3 separate regions of the Homo sapiens genome follow, and regions 1 and 2 are each linked to region 3. Evidence: chromatin contacts called from ENCODE Hi-C or POLR2A ChIA-PET data. All regions are on one chromosome and are shown on one strand. Each heading gives the region's core, a stretch centred on a gene start or an enhancer-like site at or near the end of the contact. The rest is flanking DNA. Distances are from core to core; before and after follow the strand shown. Region 1 overlaps CAB39 (calcium binding protein 39). Region 2 holds the start of GCSIR (GPR55 cis regulatory suppressor of immune response RNA). Region 3 overlaps SP100 (SP100 nuclear antigen).

Region 1 (4,651 bases), core at 1,168-3,667, 300 kb after region 3:
TGTTTGCCTTGTATTTACTGGTTTATGGTTTAATCGTTTAGACAAGCTTGACAAGCCTCCATCAAAACCTGTTCAACTTGTACCAAACTGTCTTACCCTTGTCTTTCCTGCCTTCTAAAGCTCAGCAAAGATGAATTGTATGATCAGCCATTTTGTGAGCAGATATTTCCATCAAGTAAGAGCCGGTCAGCATTCTAGCTGCATGCCTCCACTGATGCCAAGGAGTGTGGTTTTATCTTGTTGAGGATCTGTGATGTGTAAGAGGACACCACTACTAGATAACAAATGAGTACTACAGGATTTCAGAGGATAAAATGTGGTTTGGGTTAATAAGGCAAGGGTTGATAAAAGGAATAGGACTTAAGATGGGAGTTCCTAGTAGTTTAGAATTTACACAGGCAGAAAAGAGAGAAGGCATCCTAATGGCATATGACTGGGAACAAAGGTACAGGGGCAGGAATGAACATAACATGATTGGCAGCAATAAGGAGAGAATTTGAAAGTTGTGTGGCAGGTTGGGAGGTGACATTGTGCTAGAACAGGAGATCTAATAAGAGGAAGACTGGATAGTTAAGTCCAGAAGTTTGTCTTTATTTGATTAGCTAGAAGAAATCATTTTAAGCTCCCAAGCTGGAAATGCTGTTGATACACTTGTGTGTTGGGTAGATTTATTATGACAGAGCTTGAACAAAGGTGCTGGCTAGGAATCATTTCCAATTGTCCAGGTATGAATTAATGTAGCAGTGGGAATGAATAAAAGGAAATGAAACTAAGATAATCAGAAAAATATTTTTAAAAGCCTTTGAAGGCTTTTGAAGCCTGACATTGAAGTTGGGAAGATTTGGAGTAAAGAAGGAAAGGTTTAGAACTGGGCTGTCCAATATAGTAGCTACTAACCACATGTAATTAATTGAAATTAAATAATATTTATGATTCAACCCCACAGTCACACTAGACAAATTTCAGGTGCTCAGTAGCTATATGTGGCCAATCTCACCATAATGAACAGCACAGATACAGAACATGGAAATTTCTGTTAGACCTGGTTTAGAACTGGGTAACTGAAACAAAATAATGATGCCAAATTATAGAAATGAGGAAGCAGGGGGGTGGGGGTGATTTTATGGAGGGGGATGAGATTTGATTTGAGACACGTTGAGTTTATGGTAGCCCTTTAACGGAAGTTGTCCAGAGGCAACAGAAAATGCCTAACTAATTCAGGAGTAGACATGGAGGTGGGGTTAGTAGTCATGGTGGGAGCCATGAGATTGTATGGGCTTTCATTAGCAGGCTGTAGGCAACAGGTGAAGACCTCAGCCAGGCAAGAAATGGGAACAGTCAGAGAGATAGAAAGGAGAACATGAAAGGTTTTATTTTGGTTTTTTACAGCACTGTCAGGACACTTGAGTAGAAGACTCTATTTAGCCAAGAGGGAATCTTTGCTGGCCCGTTATTTCACTAGTGTGTTGGGAAATGGAATATGACTAGAGGAGAATGTGAGGTGGAAAGAAAGCCAGTGCATGCAGCTTGAGAGGAAGTAGAAGAGAGCGATGTGTTTGAGGGGGCGGAAGAGTCCAGTCAGAGGGCTTGTGCACATCTGAAGGGGAAATGCCTCTTGCTTGGCTGAGAGGTGTCTCTCTAATGGCGGGGAAGGAAGAAGCCAGAGACATGGAGATGAGCATAGGGAAGGCTGTGTGCAGAGAGCTGATGAGGGGGGTCTGCCTGCTCTGTGGCCCCTGGGCTCTCTGATGGGGACACTTTGTGAAGTCCTCAGGAGGAGGCTTATCAGCTTGGTAGTGTTTACATGTGGCTGAGAGTCTCCAAGTACTATCTTGAGTATTGAATTGAAACAACAAGGTATAAATTCTATATGTTTGTAGACCTATTTAGATATTCTGAATTTGGGGAAATATTTTGTTTTCTGTTTTTTGATTTAGCTTTTGGTTTTTCTGAGTGTCAAGAGCACCATCTGTAAAAGCTAACCCCTGTATGGAGTGGTATGACCCGAAATACTTCTCTTGAAATCTTTCAGCTTAAATAATGAACCTTTAGTCACACAGTCACTCGTATGGCTATTTTTCTTTGGTTTAAGGCGGTCATCACCAACCAGTGTGTGTTTGCACTCTGGAGTCAGTTTACCTGAGCACATGCTCTGCTCCGACTGAAATACCTTCTGTAATCTGCGATGGTCATTTAGTTAGGATACATGTCTGAAAACTGTCTTTGGCCTGAAAGTTTGAACTGTTCAGTGTTGGAGTTTTGAAAAAGCAATCATGTTTGGTTTGTTTGTTTGGTTTTTTGTTTTTGCAGGTATGAATCTCCAGAAATAGCTCTAAATTGTGGAATAATGTTAAGAGAATGCATCAGACATGAACCACTTGCAAAAATCATTTTGTGGTCGGAACAGTTTTATGATTTCTTCAGATATGTCGAAATGTCAACATTTGACATAGCTTCAGATGCATTTGCCACATTCAAGGTAACAAAAACTGTAGAATTCTAAATATCCTTGAAAGTCAGAGGTGTGCTGTTTTTCTAAACCTTCATTGCCCTCCTAAATCTACACGTGGCTGCCCTCTAGTGGGAAGAGAAAGATACATTTTGTATATGTTTGTGTGATAGAGGTATATGCAGTAAAGTCACAGCTTTAAAAGGGTGGAAAAGTTAGATTCTAAAGTCTATCTAAAAGACAAAAGTCCTGTGTGGTCAAAATTCTACTTTGCTGTTAAATTATAATTAAGTATGGTATACTGTACAGCATATGTAACAACCAGGTTTTCTCCTGTGTTTGAAACATTGTGTAGCAGTTTCTTTGGTTAAGCACCAGATGAAGTAGTTGGCTTCTGTTCAGGTTTATGTTAATTTGGAATATACACTTCATGAAATATTAGGACCACATTCAGGACAGAGATACTCACATTGTGGACAGGCCCGAGGAAACAGTGGATTCACCTCTCCCATCTCTGCTCACACTGGATCATGTCGATTAAATGTAGAGCGTGGACAGAATCACCCACACTATTCAAATCATAATGTATCTTCCCCGCTCCCCCATCTACCTTTCCTCCCTTGGTGTATATTTGTATAAATTAAATACATACATGATGTGACAGCACTGTACAACGTGCAGATTCTTGTTTTGAGTTACAAGGTTCTATGCTGTTTACAATCTATGAATAAAGCAGGAGTCTTTTACAATGAGAGCAAGCGTTTGTAGGTTACATTCCCTTATATAAATTGCCTAACCTTATGAATAAATATTTAGAACTGTTTTAATATAAACCAATACTTGCCAGGCGCAGTGGCTCGTGCCTGTAATCCCAGCACTTTAAGAGGCTGAGGCGGGCGGATGACCTGAGGTCGGGAGTTCGAGACCAGCCTCACCAACATGGAGAAACCCCGTCTCTACTAAAAATATAAAATCAGCCGGGCGTAGTGGCGCATGCCTGTAATCACAGCTACTCGGGAGGCTGAGGCAGGAGAATCGCTTGAACCCAGGAGACGGAGGTTGTGGTAACCCGAGAATCACACCATTGCACTCCAGCCTGGGCAACAAAAGCGAAACTCCATCTCAAAAAAAAAAAAAATGTATACACGCACACACACACACAGCCCAAAGAAAATACATATATACACACCAGTATTTAGCATACTGATATGCAGACGACCATGCTCAGAAACCATGAACACTATCACAGTGAGAAGTGGCCACCTTTCTTCTGAGGGTTCATTTTCATGATTATGAAAAGCCCCTGAAATAATGAGCACACACTTTGGTCTCTGGGTGAAATATGTCCCACCTCAGAGTGAATGAATGCCCTAAAGATAGGATGAAACCTGGGGACCTGATCATTAGGGTTTTACCTTGAATGAGAATCAGGTCATAAGGCCCCCAGGGATTTATTGAATGAGAATCAGGTCATAGTATGAGAGCTCCCCAGGAATTTATTTCCCAAAACTCTTAAAGAGGGAGTTGAAAGCCTCAGGTGAGGACCCAGATATTTGTATGTAGGTGTACAAAGCAAAACAAAATGAATTTGAGATTATAACATAGAGTGATCAATATGATGTCTTAGGTGTCACCACAGTTGGTGGGCTAGGACTCATGCTTATAATGCATCGGTGGAAGGGTATGTCCCATTCAGAAGTAGCAGACCTGCCATGAAGGGCGGTGTAGCAGCACCATGTGTCAAAGAGAGATTCCCCTGTGTGGAAGGACAGCCAGGAGCCTGAGGGTGGCAGTACTCTGGCCACATGAGGGTGAAGGAAGAGGATTGAGCAGCAGTGGTGTGGGAGAATGCAGCAAGACCCCTGACCCCGTCAGGATGTGGTTGACATGCTTCTGGCACAGATGGCAAAGGTGGCTCAGAGGTGAGAGAGATGTACTGACTATGTGCTGGAAATGGGATTTGCAGTGAGTCTCGTCTGGCCTGGCTGATAATTTCATTTCAGTTAGGGTTACTTCTTTTGATAATTCTCACCAAGGAGAAAATGGCAGTGATGGATCGCTATGGGTAAAGCAGCCCTATCAGGTCATGGTGGCCAGAGAGGGAGACTGGGCAGCCAGGCAGGTCACCCCTACTTGATAAAGAGGAAGCTTCATAAAACAAGGTAGTGTCCTAAGGGTGAGCTCTGGAAGAGAGAGCACTGG
Region 2 (4,628 bases), core at 882-3,381, 390 kb after region 3:
TTGCCAATGTGTAGAAGTATAATTTATTTTTGAGTATTGATCCAGCAAACTTGCCGGGCTGTCTTTCTTATTCCACAAAGTTCTCTGAGGAAATTTTTTTTTTTTTTTTTTTTTTTGAGACAGAGTCTCACTCTATCACCCAGGCTGGAGTACAATGGTACAATCTAGGCTCACTGCAACCTCCGCCTCTAGGGTTCAAGCGATTCTCCTGCTTCAGCCTCCCGAGTAGCTGGAATTACAGGCCCATGCCACTACACCTGGCTAATTTTTGTCTTTTTAGTACAGACGGGGTTTTGCCATGTTGGCCAGGCTGGTCTCGAACTCCTGACCTCAAGTGATCCACCTGCCTCAGCCTCCCAAAGTGCTGGGATTACAAGCGGGAGCTACAGTGCCCAGCCTTGTGCTTTGTAGACAAGCAATTCTGGTAACTGATTATGAGTAAATTTTGTTTCTTCCATTCAAATAATTAAAACTTTTATTTATTTTTCTTGTGCTATCTTACTGGGTAGGAGCTCTGGCACCATGGTGATAGCCACAAATCTTGTTTTGTTCTTGATTTAAAAGGAAATTCACCTTGAATATAGTTTAGCTGTAAATATTAGAAGAATACTCTTTGAGATTTAAGAAGTTCTCTATTCTTAGTTTTCAAAGTGTTTTTATTTTTAATCAAGGATTGATATTAAATTGTTTTATCAAATGTTTTTTCTGCATCTATTCATATGTTTGCATATCTGTTAATGTGGCGAATATTGCTAACTGATTTAGTCATGAGGTATTTTCTTATATCTATGCTACTGGATTCCATTTGCTAACATTTTGTTTAGGAATTTTAGATATATGTTTTTTGTAACATTGGCCTGTAATGGGAGTAAATTAGTTTGACAAAATCAAATTTTAAAATGCAATGTTTTTGGCCCAGAATGTATCCTATGGATGTACTCCATAGGATATGCAAAAGTATATGTACAAGCATATTTATTGTTATAATAGCAAGAAACTAAAGACAAATGTCCTTTAGTTGGAGACTTGGTATTTTAAAAAAGTACAGTATTTTGTTGCTATTACAAAGAATGAGGTAGATCTATTTGTGCTGATGTGTAAAGTTCTCCGAAATCTATAATTAGGGTAAAGCAGGTGGCAAGAGCAAGAATATATATTTATCTCTATCCCGTTTGTGAATTTTTTAAGTGATAGCGCTATGGCTGTGCATGTGCTATTTCTGGAAGCGCACTCAAAGCCTTGTAACACCAGTTCCCTCTGGAGAGCAGGGATGGCAGGAAGCTGTAGGACTACGTCTCTTTCTACACCTTTTTATAATTCATAAGCATGAGCATGTATTGGTCTCTGTACACCTGCCCCTGGGCTTGAGGAGGCCCTGCTGGCTGCAATGTCTCACTTTCACCTAACTGCACGGAGTCTCAGCCACTTCCCTCCAGCCCTCGAGGACTGTCACCCATCCTAGAATGGAGGCCTTGCATTAGGCCCGGGTTTGGCCAGAAGAATAGAGCAGTTGGAAATGTTAAGTTGACATAAATAGGAAGCTCTGTAACCTCGTGCAAGTGTTGTCTTGGAAACCAGAGCCTGGGCGGTCTCCATGGAAACCGTGCTCAGCCTTCTGCCTGAAGGAGTTACCACCCACTGGTGCTGGAGTGTTACTTATCAGGGACCTCAGAGCTCCAATAACTGCTTAGGGAATGATGATGGACTGGTCCCTGCCCACCCTGGCCATGTCAGGTGTGGGGCCCTGGGCACCTCCAGCTCTCTGCCTGGGAAAGAAAAAGAGCCCATTTCCATGGGACGTGCCCTCATGGGGAGGCACAGCAGACCACCCAAGGCAGCACATGCAGTGTCCCCGAAGTAAGGAGGGAGTCCTGTGTCCCGAGGTCCCGGGGATCTGGACTCTGCCATTGTCCCCTGGTGCATCTGTACAGCTGTGGTGGGCTAACATCATCTCTGGGCTCCAACTTGCCCTTCTGTAAAATGGGGAGTTTGGACCAAGTCATTCTGAAGGTCTTTTCCAGCTTTAATGACACGTGTTTTGCATGTGACCTGGCAGCACAGGGTTCAGAGGAGGGAGAGATCAGAGTGACTAGTGCAGGCTTCCTGGGGAACCATTTGAGCTTTGAAGGTGGGGAAGAGGAATGTCAGAGAGTGGGCAAAATACAACAGGAAAGGTCCAAATTCACCCTCTGAGGGCCCGGGGCACGGGGGCAGCCTGCTCTCCTCCTGGGGCCCTGTTCCCTGTGGGGACTGGAAGAGAGGCTTTGAGTCTAGGGCCTGGGGCAGCCAGGACTGACGGGGGTGCAGTCCTAGAAGGGTCGGCAGTCACGGTGGCCCACCATGGCATCTCCGTATCCTTGCTGCATGCTGCACCCACTCCAGCTGCCAGAGCACGGAGGCAGAGACGTGGGAGCCGATGAAGGTCGCACGCCAGCCTCCCACCTGTGAGACAAAGGGCCCTGTCACTGGAAGCCACGTCCAGCCTGGCCCCGCAGGAGCCAGGGCTCTGCGCCTAACGGAGGACTGATGGGAAAGGGAAGGCTGGCAGCAGTGAGGTAATGGGGTGGGGGGTGGGGGTGGGAGGCAGGGGGAGGTGGGGAGGACAGGGAGGGGAGGGAGGGAAGGGGAGGGACTTTAGCCAGCACGCTTGTCCCACACTGAGCGAGTGCCCACAGTGTTCAAGCAGTCAGTATGCCAGCAGTTTTTCATTGATTACTTTTGTTCGTGTCTCGCGTTATCTCTGGGGTGAGTATGAATTTCATAGCCACAAACTCAGGTGTCCAAAGTATCTTTATTGGTATCTTTATTTTTCTATAATAGTGTGTTTTGTGTAATAATCTAGTTTTCAAACCTTCCCTTAGTCTAGTGGCAGAATGTGTAATCTTGATATTTTCTAGGTAAACTCGGTCATCACTTCAGTTTGCCCTTTTCAAAGATATTAATTTTTGCCCTCCCTTCCCCACCAGGGGCCAATCATCTGAATCACGTTCCTGTATTCAGGATTTGCCCCTCCAAAACAGTTTTGATGGGAGACACCAGCCACCTACTATTATGCAGCCATGCACCACATAACGACGTTTCAGGCAACAATGACTGCACATACCACAGTGGTCCCGTAAAATTACAATGGAGCTGAAAAATTCCTATTGCCTAGTGACGTCACAGCCATTGTAAGGTCAGAGTGCAACACATCACTCATGTGTTTGTGTTGATGCTGCTGTAAACAAACCTACCGCACTGCCAGTCATATAAAAGTATAGCCCATACAATTATGTGTAGTACTTAATACTTAATAATAATAAACAACTATGTTGCTGGTTTACGTATTTACTACACTGTGTTTTTAATTGCTAATAAGAGTGTACTCTTTTTAGTTATTAAAAAAAAAGTTAACTGTAAACAGACTCAGCAGATCCTTCAGGAGGTTTCCAGAAGAAGGCATTGTCATCATAGGAGGTGACAGCTCCATGCATGCATTGCCTCTGAAGTCCTTCCAGTGGGACAGGATGTGGAGGTGGAGATGGTGATACTGATGGTCCTGACCCTATGTAGGCCTAGGCTCATGTGTGTGTTAGTGTCTAGTTTTTAACTAAAAAGTTTAAAAGTTAAAAAAAAAATTTTTAATAGAAAAAAAGGGGGACTGGGCGTGGTGTAATCCCAGCACTTTGGGAGGCCGAGGCAGGCGGATCACCTGAGGTCAGAAATTCGAGATCAGCCTGGCCGACATGGTGAAGCCCCGTCTCTACTAAAAACACAAAAATTAGCTGGGCGTGGTGGTGCGCACCTGTAATCCCAGCTACTTGGGGGGCTGAGGGAGGAGAATAGCTTGAACCCAGGAGGCGGATGTTGCAGTGAGCCGAGACACACCATTGCACTCCAGCTTGGGTGACAAGAGGGAGACTCTGCCTCAAAAAAAAAAAAAAAGAACAAAAGACTAAGGGTACAAAGAAAATACTTTGTGAAGCTCTATGTGTTGGTGTTTTATGCTAAGTATTATTATAGAAAAGTCCAAAGGTTTTTAAAAATTGAAAAGTTTATAAAGGAAAAAAAAGGTACAGTAAGCTAAGGTTACATTACTATTGAGGAAAGAAAAAATCTTCCGTAAATGTGGTGTAGCCTAAATGTACAGCGTTTACAAAGTCTACAGCAGTGGTCGGTAATGTCCCAGGCCTTCCCATTCACTCACCAACCACTCACTGACTCACCCAGAGCAACCTCCAGTCCTGCAAGCTCCATTCATGGTAAGCGCCTTACACAGGTGTACCATATTTTTATTTTTCCTACCATATTTTGAACGATATTTTTCTATGTTTAGATACACCATTGTGTTGCGATTGCCTACAGTATTCAGTACAGAAACATGCTGCACAGGCTTGTGGCCTAGGAGCAACAGGATAACCCGTATAGCCCAGGTGTGCAGTAGGCTATGCCATGTAGGCTAACATGTATAGCCCAGGTGTGCAGTAGGCTATGCCATGCGGGTTTGTGTAAGTGCACCCTACGATGTTCACACAATGAAACTGCCTGACAATGCATTTCTCAGGACATATCCCTGTTGTTAAGCTGAATCTGTTTTTCCCAGTGCCCCTTGGGGCTGGAGTCAAGCATGTGACCAGGCTCAGCCAATC
Region 3 (4,446 bases), core at 1,947-4,446:
CAGCTCACTGCAATCTCCTTCCAGGTTCAAGCAATTGTCCTGCCTCAGACTCCCAAGTAGCAGGGACTACAGGTACATGGCACCACTCCAGGCTAATTTTTGTAATAGGATTTTGCCATGTTGATCAGGCTGGTCTCAAACTCCTGGCCTACAAGTGATTCACCCACTTTGGCCTCCCAAAGAGCTGGGATTCCAGGCACGAGCCACTGTGCCCGGCCATCACTGGTGATTTCTTAGACCTACTGTTGCTTGACCCTCTTGGTACTCTTCTGCTGCTGCTGTCACCTTCTGCTTGATTTCAGCTACTTTAAAAACTTTCTTTATTGTGAATGATAAGACCACATATGGATATGTACAAGCATAGTGTAAATGATTGGCACTGTGTAAAAACAGGTTGCTTTGTGGTTATTGGTTTCTGCGTGACAACAACCAAGATGGGATGTTGGTGGCCGAGGACTTAGCCCCGCAAAAGTAGAAGGAAAACAAAATTCAATGCTTGTAAACTATTGACATATAAAGTGTGTAAATCTTTGTTTATAGTTCTAAAGGATTATTTTCTTTCTTTTCTGTTTGCAGGAAAAAAGAGAAGGCATAGATCTAAAGTAAATGGTCTCCAAAGAGGTAAGAAGAAATGTGGGGATTTACTCCTTTGAACTCGCTGTGGTCCTGTTCTTCCTGCCAGACCCCATCTTTGCTGCAGCCTCAGAATCTCCTATGGGCCACGGTAGCTTCAGACCTCATGGATTCTTTAGAGTACCAGCTAAGTCATTGTAACAAACAGATCCCAAAATACAGTGGCTTAAACCAAATAATCTAAGAGCCCAGAAGTGGTAGGCAGTCTGCCTTCCTTAACATGAGGTTTCCAACTGTGGGTCCACAAGGGCTGAGCTGGTTGACATTGTCTCCCAACCAGTGGGAATGAAAAAAAAATTGACAAAAGAACCAGCCATTTATTTATTTTAATAGAAAGACTCAAAAGTCTTCTGCCCACATCCCATTGGCCAAAACTTGGTCACACAGCCAGAGCTAGCTGCAAAGCGAGGCTGAGAAATATAACGCTGGCCGGGCAGTCCTTGGTTCAGCTGTAAGTCTATTCTTATGGAAGAAGGAATGATTATGGGTGACAAATAGCAATATGCCTACTTGCCCTTTATGTTTGCCTCCAAAGTCACTGATTCCCTTAAATGTGGAGGAAAACTCAGACTCTCCATTTATTCAGATCCAGCCTTTTTGTCACCTGAGACTCTTTGGCAAGGACAGGAGCTGGAAGCTGAGATGCATTACAGAGATATGTGGGCAGAGACATGCCAGCCTTGATTAGGAAATGAGGGAACAGGAGGAAGTGTTAGAAAGGTGTGTTGTAACTAATACAGTCCAGGACAGAACATGGAGAAACAGACAGAGAGAACTTGAATCAATTACATGGAAGCCAGAGTACTGGTGCCACATCAGATCTAAGCCTGAGAAACACGGGGTTATTTTATTTATTTTTTTCTTTTTTGAGATGGAGTCTGGCTCTGTCACCCAGGCTGGAGTACAGTGCTACGATCTCAGCTCACTGCAACCTCTGCCTCCCAGGTTCAAGCAATTCTGCCTCAGCCTCCCGAGTAGCTGGGATTACAGGCGCATACCATCATGCCAAGCTAATTTTTGTATTTTTAGTAAAGACAGGGTTTCGCCATGTTGGCCAGGCTGGTCTTGAACTCCTGATCTCAGGTGATCCACCTGCCTCGGCCTCCCAAAATGCTGGGATTACAGGCAGTGAACCAAACTCAATCAGAGCATATGCCACACTGTGAAGATAAAAAAGACGTGACAGTCCATTCTCTTCATCAGATCTTGTGAATTTTATGCTTATTGCATTCCTCCTTTTCTTCCTCTTCTTTGTCTCTCTTTTATTTCCTTCCATCTCCCATTCTACTTATGCTTCTCTTGCATACTTTATTTCTTTATTTATTTTTGCATCTTGTAAAATACTTCTGGCAAGTTGATATGGCACTATAGAGATAGTAGCACTTTTTCCTCTAGAGCTAAAGCATATTTGGATATATTTTTTCCCATTACTTCTGATTATTTGTCTGTCACTCATATACATAGATATATATGTTTATGTAAATGATATATTTTCAAGTATAAGTAACTTTAAATATAACTCTACTATAAATAAGTATATACATATAATATTTCTAGCATCTCTATCATTTTTATTTCTATACCTATCTGTCATCTTGGTTATATTCCAGTTTGTACTTACCCAGGTCTAAGATGTTTTTTCCGTCATGTTTCTACTGGTTTCTATAGAAGCCTCTCTACCTTAACTATTTTATTAAAATACTTGGATTTGTTAAGTCTAAGCAGAAATCACATTTATTCCTTCTACTTCCTTTTCAAACCTGTTCTCTCAAATAGTTCTTTTCTTGCCAATGGATGAAGTCTTAGGTAAGCCCTAGAGCTATGCTAGTCCCTTTTAGCGGTAATATCTCATTTAATATTAAAAAGCGTGAGCTGATATAATATTAAAACTGGAAATTATGTGGTAGGGAAGCTGGGTGAAGTCAGCATTTACTTTCATCCACACTTCCTCTCCAACTCCACTCAGTGTCTATTGCTTTCAGCTAATTTGGGTCTAGGAGGAGGAGGAGAAGGAAGTGGACAGGAGCAGGAATGGTCCTCATACTATATAGGTTGGTGCAAAAGTAATTGTGGGTTTTGCCTTTTAAAAAAAAAGGGAATAGCAAAAACTGCAATTACTTTTGCACCAACCTTATAGATTTTGGTGTCTCCTAGATATGGTGGATGCATGAGCCATATTCATTTGTGAGTTCTTCAGAGACACTCAACTTAGAGAGAACCTCTCAACCAAAGTTCCCCTAATTCAGGAACTTCAACTGGATGCTTACCAATTCCCTCAGTCTCCCAGCTCTGGGAGGTCCACACTACACTCCTGCTGGGGTCAACTCATCCATCCAAGTGATTCTCCCAGACAGAATATCTCTCAAGAAGAACTAAGTGAGTTCCTCCTTTCCCTAGGGAGACCTATAGGAATTATGACTCTTCATACCCTCTCAACATTCTAGGATTGAGTCTATAAATGTCTCTGCCTTCCTCAAACTCCTGAAGGTGAAGATCAGTTACATTGAAACTGAAGTCTTCTCAGTTGCCTTAAGGACGGAGGAGCACTTTACTCAACTTCTATAACATGGTGTTAACCTTTAGTATTTGGGTAGGAAATCCAAGAATAGCCACACTACTTCCTGTGGGGTATTTGAGCAAGACAATTTGCAAAGAATAATTACAAAGGAAGTCCCAAGAGCTCTATAGTATTAGCAGATCTTAAGCCCCAAATCTTCTAGTAAGTAGAGCTCGAGTAAACGGAACTAAACTACTTGTATACCTCTAATTTGTTTGTCCTCAGTGGACTTTGATGAAAGGTGACTACAACAGGACCAAAGACATAGATGAACAGAAAAAGAGTCTTTGTTTGTCTAAGATATTTATGGTTGGACAAGTTCAAATTGTGGCCAGGCCATATAAAGAAAGAAAGGAAAGAAAAATGCAGGGAGATGGTGTGAGGAGGGAAAGAGGGAAGGAGGGAAGGATGAAGGGAAGGAGGAAAGGATGAAGGGAAGGAGGGGAGGGGAGGGGAGGGGAGGAGAGGAGAGGAGAGGAGAGGAGAGGAGAGGAGAGGAGAGGAGAGGAGAGGAGAGGAAAGGAAAGGAAAGGAAAGGAAAGGAAAGGAAAGGAAAGGAAAGGAAAGGAAAGGAAAGGAAAGGAAAGGATCAGCACCTTTAAACATGGCACTCATGAGATGCTCCTGCACATACCTCACTGTCTTTCTACCTACCCCCATCACCTGCTGAATCTAACAGCATATTCCTGAAATAGGGTTTTAATCAACCCTTTGTTAGTCCTAACCCTAAGGCTTTCTGGGACTTGAATCTCTATACAAATTCCCCTTGGACAATAATCTCTTGGTTAGTTTCTTAGATCCTAATTTTTTGGCCAAACCTATGTGAATAAGGTCTTTGGTCATTTTCACTGTATTTTCAGCCTCAAAGCCTTCATTGAGGGCTAAGATGGTGGCTAGTGTGTCACCATCATAATGAGCAGGACAATCCAAATTCTTGCATTGCTGCCATTGATTTCTGCCTACAACCAGAGGAAATCTGCAATGCTTCACTTCATTTTGCAATATCTGTATGCTGAAGTTTCTTCATTGGTCATAGGGGTAGTAAAAGTCTCTATCTCATAAATGAATTAGTAGATGTAAATATCTTGTGTTAGTGTCTAGCACATAATAAGCACTTAAGTCTTAGCCCTCATTATTATTATTCTTACAGTATTCTTTGGGATATAAATGAAACTGTCGTAAATTCTTTTTAAAATTAATGTTGGGGGGAGGCAAATGAATTTGGATTAATGTCACGGGAAAGGAAAGAAAATCTA

What was found. Hi-C counts contacts between places; a loop is a spot of excess contacts on that map. ChIA-PET counts read pairs that join two places held with the same protein, here RNA polymerase II (POLR2A). Pooled maps may share reads with other maps.
Region 1: a map of IMR-90 shows a loop between it and region 3 (6-fold over the local background). The contact joins two enhancer-like sites. A Hi-C loop is called at or near these places in 1 of 168 maps with a recorded cell type or tissue (IMR-90), 5 of 37 single-sample maps with no recorded cell type and 2 of 50 pooled maps. POLR2A ChIA-PET finds 5 or more read pairs at or near these places in 3 of 52 experiments (activated B cell, activated naive CD4-positive, alpha-beta T cell and naive thymus-derived CD4-positive, alpha-beta T cell).
Region 2: a loop to region 3 is called in a map of transverse colon, with 13 times the contacts of the local background. The contact joins the promoter of GCSIR here to the enhancer-like site in region 3. A Hi-C loop is called at or near these places in 1 of 168 maps with a recorded cell type or tissue (transverse colon), 1 of 37 single-sample maps with no recorded cell type and 1 of 50 pooled maps. POLR2A ChIA-PET finds 5 or more read pairs at or near these places in 2 of 52 experiments (PC-9 and activated CD4-positive, alpha-beta T cell).

What each region holds. Positions count from the first base shown.
Region 1 is chr2:230,796,419-230,801,069 of GRCh38, forward strand. It overlaps CAB39 (calcium binding protein 39), which reads left to right. Exons shown (of 9, transcript NM_016289.4): 5 at 2,311-2,479. Among named protein-coding and RNA genes, the nearest start is that of ITM2C, 66 kb to the right of the region's middle. Within about 2 kb of position 2,418, at least 7 of the 41 ENCODE cell types and tissues checked have a DNase peak (open chromatin) inside an H3K27ac peak, as active enhancers do.
Region 2 is chr2:230,884,415-230,889,042 of GRCh38, forward strand. It overlaps GCSIR (GPR55 cis regulatory suppressor of immune response RNA), which reads left to right and starts at 2,132. Exons shown (of 4, transcript NR_038238.1): 1 at 2,132-2,555. RefSeq lists an enhancer at 1,495-1,564.
Region 3 is chr2:230,493,840-230,498,285 of GRCh38, forward strand. SP100 (SP100 nuclear antigen) reads left to right here. Exons shown (of 29, transcript NM_001080391.2): 18 at 577-621. All of the region lies in intron 3 of LOC101928816 (a long non-coding RNA gene), which reads right to left. Among named protein-coding and RNA genes, the nearest start is that of SP100, 80 kb to the left of the region's middle. Within about 2 kb of position 3,197, at least 4 of the 41 ENCODE cell types and tissues checked have a DNase peak (open chromatin) inside an H3K27ac peak, as active enhancers do.